Regions from separate parts of the Homo sapiens genome. Here all the other regions are linked to region 3. A link is a contact called in ENCODE Hi-C or POLR2A ChIA-PET data. All regions are on one chromosome and are shown on one strand. The core of a region is the stretch at or near the end of the contact, and the rest is flanking DNA. Distances in the headings are between cores, read along the strand shown. Region 1 holds the start of SOCS7 (suppressor of cytokine signaling 7). Region 2 overlaps PLXDC1 (plexin domain containing 1). Region 3 holds the start of RPL23 (ribosomal protein L23).

What was found. A loop is a pair of places that touch in the nucleus more often than their neighbours do. ChIA-PET counts read pairs that join two places held with the same protein, here RNA polymerase II (POLR2A). Pooled maps may share reads with other maps.
Region 1: a loop to region 3 is called in a pooled map, with 7 times the contacts of the local background. The contact joins the promoter of SOCS7 here to the promoter of RPL23 in region 3. A Hi-C loop is called at or near these places in 1 of 37 single-sample maps with no recorded cell type and 6 of 50 pooled maps.
Region 2: a loop to region 3 is called in a pooled map, with 5 times the contacts of the local background. The contact joins the enhancer-like site here to the promoter of RPL23 in region 3. A Hi-C loop is called at or near these places in 2 of 50 pooled maps. POLR2A ChIA-PET finds 5 or more read pairs at or near these places in 4 of 52 experiments (H1, WTC11, activated B cell and 1 more).

Annotation. Positions count from the first base shown.
Region 1 is chr17:38,350,493-38,353,698 of GRCh38, reverse strand. It overlaps SOCS7 (suppressor of cytokine signaling 7), which reads right to left and starts at 1,855. Exons shown (of 10, transcript NM_014598.4): 1 at 667-1,855. The coding sequence starts at 1,646. It overlaps LOC124903991 (a long non-coding RNA gene), which reads left to right and starts at 2,703. Exons shown (of 2, transcript XR_007065738.1): 1 at 2,703-2,781; 2 at 2,974-3,206.
Region 2 is chr17:39,117,184-39,120,122 of GRCh38, reverse strand. The region is part of intron 2 of PLXDC1 (plexin domain containing 1); the gene reads left to right. Among named protein-coding and RNA genes, the nearest start is that of PLXDC1, 33 kb to the left of the region's middle. RefSeq lists an enhancer at 888-937. Within about 2 kb of position 1,307, at least 2 of the 41 ENCODE cell types and tissues checked have a DNase peak (open chromatin) inside an H3K27ac peak, as active enhancers do.
Region 3 is chr17:38,852,352-38,855,537 of GRCh38, reverse strand. RPL23 (ribosomal protein L23) reads left to right here and starts at 1,817. Exons shown (of 5, transcript NM_000978.4): 1 at 1,817-1,840; 2 at 2,433-2,516; 3 at 2,806-2,934. The coding sequence starts at 1,828. It overlaps SNORA21 (small nucleolar RNA, H/ACA box 21), which reads left to right and starts at 2,543; the gene lies at 2,543-2,675. It also overlaps the pseudogene RPS20P35. RefSeq lists enhancers at 1,564-1,673, 1,397-2,180, 1,671-2,870, 2,181-2,964.

The sequences.
Region 1 (3,206 bases), core at 606-3,105, 500 kb after region 3:
CTCCTGAGCTCAGGTGATCCGCCCTCCTCGGCCTCCCAAAGTGCTGGGATTACAGGTGTGAGCCACTGTGCCCGGTCTGCTATTTTCTATTCTCAGAGACAGTGGTCAGCACCCAAGTTTGATATGCCAAGTTCATCTAAGGGAACAACCAGGAAAACAGTAAAACTTTGAATAGAGGTGTCCAATTGATTGCTGGCCTACAATTGCATTTGAAGATTCTCCTGTCATTTGCATGCATGAGTGTGAAGGGAGGTGCGGTGCTGGTACACAGAATAAGCAAGGCGGTCAAGGTGCAACACCAGCTTTTTGCCCCAAAGGCCAAACACTTCCAGCAATCTCCCTTCCAGGGACAATGGCACACAGCCGCCTTGGAAAAACTTAAAAAGCCATGCCAGGATGGGGATGGGAGGATGGTCTGAAACCATCTTCCAACAAGACAGATGCAAACCAGCTGAGAAGTGTCACGGAGTGTGCACTCTTTAAGAGTGAAAGCTGTTTCCACAATTAGCGCTGACCTTATGCGAGATGTTACCACCTTTGGTCCCAAGTCTCTGCCTCCTCCTGAAGACCCTATCTTAAGAACTGTCAGGATCGCGATAGCAATAGATAAAAAGGGAAACCAAACAAGAAAAGGAAGTTTGTCGGCCAGCCCCCGGCCGGTCTCACCTCCCCGCGTCCAGCTCCCGGCCCGCAGAGCCTCCCATGTCTGTCAGGCTCGCAGCTGAAGCAGCCAGCTCTCCAGAAGGCCTCTTGCCGGTCCCATCCCCACCGCCGGAGCCACCGTTGCAGCTCTTGGTGCGAAAGAGGCGACTGAGGCGGATTTTGAAGGAGCCCTTCCGAGAAGGACCCGCGAGTGGCCGGAGGGGCCCGGGAGGAGGCGGGGGCGGGGGAGGTTGCTGCTGCTGCTGCTGCTGCTGCTCCCCTCTACTCAGGCGCCCCAGAGGGACCAAGTCCTGCAGCGGGAAGGGCACCGGAGGTAATTCAGGGCCTGGGGGCTGCAGCAGAAGCCGGCCGCCCCCTCCTCCTCCGCGACCCGGGCTGCTGAGCTCCTCTTCCGAGCAGCTGTTAGTCTCCAGGCTCTCGGCCTCCGATTCCAAGCCCTCCAGGACCAGCAGCGCGTCGCTCGTTTCCGTGGGGTCCTCCCCGGCCTGCGGGGCGGCAGCAGGCGGCTGGGGCTGCGGAGGGGGCGGCTGAGGAGGACACGGACACGGGCAGCAACCCCCACCGACTGTCTTGACCCCCGGCCCCGCCGGCTGCCCGAGCCCCAGAGCCGCCAACTGCGCCTCTAGTCCAGCCGCCGGGCCCCAGGTCCGCTCGAGCGCCAAGCCCGGCGGCAGGGCCTTGGGGTCCAGGGCACAGCGGTGCCGGGGACACAGCAGTTCCGAGGGTCCCGGCTCCGGGGCCGCCTCCACGTCCTCCTCCTCCGGCGGCCGACCCACGTTGCGGAACACCATCAGCTGCGGCGGCCGGGAGCCCCGCGGGCCGGGCCGCGCGAGGAAGGGTGGCGGCGGGGGGCCATGGCCCGGGGGCGGTGGCGGAGGGCCTGGCTCGGGGGCCGCCTCTCCATAGCCAAGGAGGCGGCTCAGGACGCGGTACGAAGCGGCCGCCGCCGCCGCCTCGCCATCCCGGAGCTCGGCCTCCTGCATCGGGGAGAGGGAGGGAGGGCGGGCGGCTGGGAGCCGGGCTGGGGTGGGGACTAGGCCGGGCCCCGCCGGAGCCCCGCCCGCCGCGGCCCCCGGAGCGACAGCGCTAACGGCCGCCGCGGCCTCTGCCTCATAGAGGGGGGCGGGGGGCGCGCGGAGCCCAGCGCGAGCCCAGGCCGCGCTCCGCCACCGCCGAGCACCGCCCCCAAGCCGACGTCACTTCCGGAAGGGCTTAGCCACGCCACTTTCCCCAGGGCGTGCTCGCGCTGGCCTCCACGGCGAGTGACGCCGCGCGCGCCCCCGGCCCCTATTGGCGGTGAGCTGTCTGTTGGCTGGCGTTGGTCTCTTTTCCCGGTCCTTGCTTTTCACTTCCTGGGCGCCCAGGCCCAGGCCATCCCATTCGGTAGAGTGGAGAGGCCTTGGAAACCATGGTCTGGTCCTGGGAGCGCGCCGCTGGCCTTGGGAGCACATATGGTTCTGCCATCTACGCCGCTTGCGATGTGTGACCTTGGCTGAGTCATTTCATCATTAATCTGTATCTCCGTCCGCCTGGCACCCAGTGAATGTTTGTGGAATCAGTACATGAATCGTGTTCTAGACCCAGTGCTGTACTGATAAATGTGTAACAACCAGCTCTCTGGGGGGAGAACGGGAATGTATGCACATATATAGGTACAAAAATTTGTCGTTAAGTTTTACTGACATAAAGGATGTGTAGTTCACAATTTACAATTAATAGTAAATTGGCAAATTCCATATAACTCTTTCTCACAGAATGCTTTCATTGATTTTTGCCAAACTCTTATATGGGTAGCCAAACTGTGATTGCAGTTGACCTAGGAGTGTAATTGTAAAGGTGAATGTTGGTTGATAAAACTGAAAAAGACAAAACTTAATTGGATTGTCAATGATGGGAGCAACTTCTTTGCTGAGTCAGAAAACGGTTTCAAATACTGGAAGAATATTTACTCAATTTTTGTGCTATTCATAATGTAACGGCTACAGACAACACATTAAGTTTTTGCTGTTGTTGAGATGGAATCTTTCTCTATTGCCCAGGCTGGAGTGCAATGGCGCTATCTTGGCTCACTGCAACCTCTGCCTCCCGGGTTCAAGCAATTCTCCTGCCTCGCTCCAGGTAATTTTTTGTATTCTTAGTAGAGACAGGGTTTCACCATGTTGGCCAGGCCAGTTTTGAACTCCTGACCTCAGGTGATCCACCCGCCTTGGCCTCCCAAAATGCTGGGATTACAGGCGTGAGCCACCGCGCCCACGCCCGGCCTTCTTATCTTTACACAGGGATAAGGATTGCAATTTTGCTTGCTTGCAGGCATGTTGTGAGGATCAAATAAGATCAAGCTTTTTGTGTGGAGGAGGTGAGACTGGAGGCAGGGAGCCCATTGAAATAGTCCCAGTGGGAGATATTGAGAGATGCAAGGGAAAAGGAGGAAGGATCAGCTGCAGAACTCAGTGACTTCTAATACCTGAGGGTGCATTGAGGGGAAGAGGGTGGAGGGTTGAGTCCTGCAACCAGAGGGACCTTTTCAGAATGGAAATGTGTTC
Region 2 (2,939 bases), core at 58-2,557, 270 kb before region 3:
GCGTGATTTAACCCGTGCCTGTCATGGCCTTAGGTCCTCTTTATAATTTGATATCATATTGCCACAGAGTCCATTCTGTCTGTCTTCTGATCTCTATTTTAATATTAATGCTGGTAGTTGTGTCTAAACTGCAAAAGGGAGGGGTTACAATGAGGTGTGTCTGGTCTCCCATCCCATTATGGCTGGGAACTCAGCTTTTCTGGGGTCTCATTGGCCAAGAGGGGGTCCATTCAGTTGGTTGGGGGACTTAGGATTTTATTTTTAGTTTACAGTGGCTGATGTGTTGCCAGGGAAAAGTTCTCCCAGAAATTTAGTTTCTCAGTTCTCTCTTCTCATTCATATTCTTTTTAAAAATGAAGTTAAAAAAAAATTTTTTTTGAGACAGGGTCTCACTCTGTCGCCCAGGCTGGGGTGCAGTGGTGCGATCTTGGCTCACTGCAGCTTCAACTTCCCAGGCTCAAACGATTCTCCTGCCTCAGACTCTGAATAGCTCGGACTATGGGAGCACGCCATCACCCCTGGCCAGTTTTGGTATTTTTTGTAGAGATGGTGGTTTCAACATGTTGCCCAGGCTGGTCTCGAACTCGTGAGCTCAAGTGATCCACCCACCTGGGTCTCCCAAAGTACCAGCATTACAGGCCTGAGCCTCCACGCCCGATCTAATTTAATTTTTTAATTGACAAATAATTGTACATATTCATGGGGTACATAGTAATGTTTCAATACATATAATGTATAGTGATCAGATCAGGGTAATTTGCACATTCATAATCTCAAACACGTACCCTTGCTTTGTGGTGGGCTCATTCACACTCTTGCTGTCTGTACCAGTGAAGGACTGCCTGGGCTCACCCTGGAGGTTTTTCCTCTGATCACCTCATAAGCAAGGCTATTCTATTTAAGGTCCTTTTGGTTCTGAGGAGCTATTTGAGCTGTCCCACAGAGAAGGATTATCGTGAGGGTGCAGAAGACGATCATGGGAGACCCAAGGGCTGGACATGAAGGACAGCCAGACCTCAAGGAAGCTGGAAAGCTGTTGGGAACCAGGTCCCCTCCCCCAGTTCTTGCCTCCTTTTCATTAATTCATCATATGTTTATTGAAGCCAAATGTATATAAGGTCTGCCTTTCCTTTCTGTGGATCAGAAGTCTTCTGCAGACAGCTCAGGATGGTTTCGGTTCCTTTTTTTCTTTTTTTCTCACAGACTCTGTTCATCTTGAATGGTTTCAGTTCCTAAGTCTCCAAGATCTTTCAACTCAGCTCTCTTGCTGCCAGCTTCTCAGTTTCCCAATTTCACCCTCCCGGGTGGTGATCTGATTGGCTCAGGCTGCACAAGCTGTAGATTGTAGGCTTCCAATAGATGAGCTGCTTTTGAATCATGTGATTACCTATGTCCAATCAGTCTGAGGAAGCACAGGGTCATGTAGGAGACTGTGATGGGTGTAGTCAACTCAGCAGGGCCTACGGGTCTGGGGGCAAACGTCATTGGGATGGGGATGGAGCATCCTAAAACATGTCTGGTACAAGGATATTATTTAAAATATAATGTCACACCTGAAATTTTAGTTAGCAGGGCTCCATACAACATTGATGTTTCAGGAGCATCAGAAATTGTAGACTAGGCGGACATGGTGGCTCATGCTTGTAATCCCAGCACTTTGGGAGACCAAGGTGGGTGGATCACCTGAGGTCAGGAGTTCAAGAACAGCCTGGCCAACATGGTAAAACCCCTGTCTCTATTAAAAATACAAAATTAGCTGGGTGTGGTGGTATGCACCTGTAATCCCAGAGACTCTGGAGGGTGAGGCAGGAGAATCGCTTGATCCCAGGAAGCAGAGGTTGCAGTAGCCCAGATCTCACCATTGCACTCCAGCCTGGGCGACAAGAACGAAACTCCATCTCAAAAAAGAAGAAAAGAAAAGAGAGAGAGACAGACAGACAGAGAGAGAAAGAAAGAAAGAGAAAGGAAGGAAGAGATTGAGAGGAAGGAAGGAAGAGATTGAGAGAGAGAGAGGAAGGAAGGAAGGAAGGAAGGAAGGGAGGGAGGGAGGGAGGGAGGGAAGGAATTCTAGACTAAAAGGACTGGCTCTAGAACGCCGCGGGTAGGTGGCAATAGCTTTCATTGCATCACTGATGCTCAGCCCTGAGGAACCTGGGTAAACTCTGGCCTCATAAAGAACTGGATGGAGACAATCAATACAGGCAATGGAGCAGCCCTGCCCCAGCTGAAGTCTCTTCTTTTTCATTCCACAAGGCCTGAGTGGTTGGCAGAACTGTTGCACCTCCCTGGGCATGTGGACAGATTGGAGGATGCTGGCCAATCAAACCCTTTACTCAGCTCTGCTTCCAGAAAGTAAAAGGCATGTCTCTTGGTTTTGTTTTGTGACAATGTCTTGCTCTGTTGCCCAGGCTGGAATGCAGTGGCATGATCATGGCTTACTGCAGCTTTGATCCCTTGGGATCAGGCAATCCTCCTGCCCCAGCCTCACAAGTAGCTGGGACTACAGGTGCATGCCACCATGCCCAGCTAATTTTTGCATTTTTTTTTTTGTAGACTTGGGGGGAGGGTCTCACTATGTTGCCCAAGCTGGTCTTGAACTCCTGGATTCAAGCGATGTTTCTGCCTCAGCCTCCCAAAGTGCTTCTTGTCTTTTGAGAGTACTGGTTCATTGGTTGGATTCAGATGGCAAGTGGACATTGCGGTTGACTTTTCAACATATATTTTACCTTACAGCCTTGTACAATAGGAATGGGATCTTGGGTTCCATGATAATCCTACCCCCCAGCTGGTGTTTGGTTTAGGTGGAAGCTGTTTAGCATCTAGGGCTTCCTAGTCCAGAGGTGGCAGGGGACCCAGGTTGACCCTGCCATCTTGAAGCACACGTGTTCATTCAGTGGTCGGGGAGAGGTGTGCTGTGCCTGTCTTGCTTCCATGAGCCA
Region 3 (3,186 bases), core at 568-3,067:
GTCTTAGAACCTTCACCACAAAGTTTTTCTTGAAGTGATTCTCAAAGTCTTGGCAGGCATTCGAACTGGTCCTTTCACTTTGAGATTATTTTCCTTTGCTCCTCTGATCAAGTCAGCACACACCTTCTCCAGGGATTTTACGATGCGGCTCGTTAGAGTGACTCGAATTCGTGAATTGCCACCTCCGCCTCCCTGGGTGTTTTTCCGGTATCCTTAAAAGCCATGGCTGCTGCGCGGCTTCCTGAGCGACTGGTTCCTCGGCGAGGGCGAACAGCGGTGAGTCAGTAGCAGGAGCGTGCGGATCAGCGATCCGCAACACCTACGACCGCGTCTTCCTCAAAGAGCTATTTATCTATATACATTTTTGAGACGGAGTCTAGCTCTGTCGCCCAGGCTGGAGTGCAGTAGCGCGATCTCGGCTCACTGCCGCCTCTGCCTTCTGGGTTCAAGCGATTCTCCTGCCTCAGCCTCCGGAGTAGCTGGGATTACAGGCGCCCGCCACCACGCCCAGCTAATTTTTGTATTTTTAGTAGAGACGGAGTTTCCCTGTGTTGGCCAGGCTAGTCTCGATCTCCTGACCTCGTGATCCACCCGCCTCGGCCTCCCAAAGTGCTGGGATTACAAGCGTGAGCCACAAGGCCCGGCCACTATTTATATTTTACACTTGATCTTGGCCAAAAGGCCGAGAAGCGATACTATTTATATTTTTATAATACATATCCCCATCTAACATACTACATACTGCAATTACTTATTATATCTTTTGTTTAGTGTCTAATATCCTCCTCCACCTGCACCCCAGCAGAATGTAAGCTCCATAAGGAAAAGAATGTTGATCTATTTTGTTCTCTGATGTAATCCGCTGTACGCCCTGGACAGAACCTGCTGTAAAGTAGGAGCTCAATAAGTATGTGAATTAATGTATCGTGGGAAGGAAAGAACCCAGAGAATAAGGGGCGGCTGAAGCTGTGAAAGGAGCAATTAGGCCTGGCGCGGGGGCTCACGCCTGTAATCCCAGCACTTTGAGGGACCAAGGCGGGCAGATCACTTGAGATCAGAAGTTCGAGACCAGCCTGGCCAATAACATGGCGAAACCCCGTCTCTACTAAAAATACAAAAATTAGCCCAGCGTTGTGGCGGGCGCCTGTGGTCTCAGGTACTCTGAGGCTGAGACAGAGAATTGCTTGAACCCGGAAGACGGAGGTTGCAGTGAGCTGAGATCTCGCCACTATACTCCAGCCTGGGCGACAGAGTGAGACTCGGTCTCAAAAAAAGAAAAAAAGAGTGTGTGTTGGGGGGGACGGGTCAATAAATAGAGCAATACTGTATATGTAAAATACAGAATGGTATGATACCAAGAACACATAGATGGAATGATCTGCAGCACTTCTCAACTGTATTACATTCAACGAAACCGTTTAGAGCTTGTTCTCCCTCCCTCCCCCACTTTCTTTGTTCCTTGGGGAACCCCCACACGGCACAAACCGTGTTTTAATTCCTATTCTCTAGTGTGCAGATAAGTGCCTGGCACTATTAAGTGGTCAAAAGAGGTCGTGAGCAAGTTAACAAATCACTGTTTCCATGTCCCTAACTACTCTTAAGCTCGTAGAGAAGATACTTCCTATCTCTTGCGCTTCTACCTCAACTCCCACTTCGCAGAGAGGGCTAAAAGCGACGTCGTAAACTTATTACGTAATAAGGCAGCGCCCAGAGGCGGAAGAGGCCGGTTTTTGCTCCGGCCACGTGAGGAGGGTGGGCGGGGCGTTAAAGTTCATATCCCAGTGTCCTTTGAATCGACTTCCTTTTTTCTTTTTTCCGGCGTTCAAGATGTCGAAGCGAGGTGAGGTTTTGTTTCTGGAGGATCCTCCACCATCTGTCGTGCAGTGGCTGGCGGATTCGTCAGGAGCGGTGGCCCTAGGCAGCTGGGGCGCTTTGCTCTCCTTCAGGCCGGAGAGAGAGAGCCAGGCCACCGCGAGAGCACTGCCAGGGCCCTCGAAAGTGGCAGTGGGGTGCTGGAGAGTTGAGATGGCAGGATCCCGACGTGAATGTAGTCTGGATACCGCGAGATCGCTCCGCGAATAGGGCTATCGTAATGGGGTTGAAGTTAGACTGGATTAGGCCCTGGTTTGCGCGACCTCTGCGGTTTTATGCCTTGCAGGAGTAATTGCGTTTTGCGAAAGTTAGAGCAAGGGTTGAGTCGTCTAGGTTTCTTAATTTCGATGTCAGAGTGTTAATAGTAAGAAATAGGCTACTTTCCGTGAGAATCGGGTGGCACATGGGGACGGCATAAGTAAAATCCGAGCGAGCTAATCTATAGCGTACAGTCTATCAAAGCATGTGCGGTGAATTACAGCTTGAGTATGAGGGGGAACTCCGAACCATGTCTAGATTGTGATCTCTTTATCCTGTTTCCCTTCCCTTTATATCCACAGGACGTGGTGGGTCCTCTGGTGCGAAATTCCGGATTTCCTTGGGTCTTCCGGTAGGAGCTGTAATCAATTGTGCTGACAACACAGGTGAGGTCTTTGCACGTTGCTATACTCCCCCTTTTAAAAGCACTCAATGGGCCTGTGGCTAATGACCTATTGAGCCGTCAAGAAAGGGGAGAGTGAAAACATCGCTTTTGGGTGAAGTGGCAACATGTGTTGTTTGCTTCAATCGGTGGTGTGACAAGGCGTTCTTGCGGACTAACTGCTTGGGCAGTGAGTGGAGGGAGGGGCTTTGGAAGTGTTTGGGAAATGTTATACTGATGGAACGGCCTGATGGCCCTCAACATTTTTTATTTTTATTTACATTCTTTTGTAGGAGCCAAAAACCTGTATATCATCTCCGTGAAGGGGATCAAGGGACGGCTGAACAGACTTCCCGCTGCTGGTGTGGGTGACATGGTGATGGCCACAGTCAAGAAAGGCAAACCAGAGCTCAGAAAAAAGGGTGAGTAAACACTGAGCCCACCTTAATACTGATGAGTAGTGGGGGGACGCTTTCCTTTATTGGAAAATGGATCAGTTTTCAAGGCCTCAAGTTTGTTTTCCATTGAGAGGCAGTGTGAGATAAGTATCTTAAGTTTTTGCTCATATTGTGTTGGAGGGGGGACCATCATCTTGTCACTTCCATACCTTAGTTGTTTTTTTGTTGTTGTTTTTGTTTTGTTTTGTTTTGTTTTTTGAGATGGAGTCTCTCTCT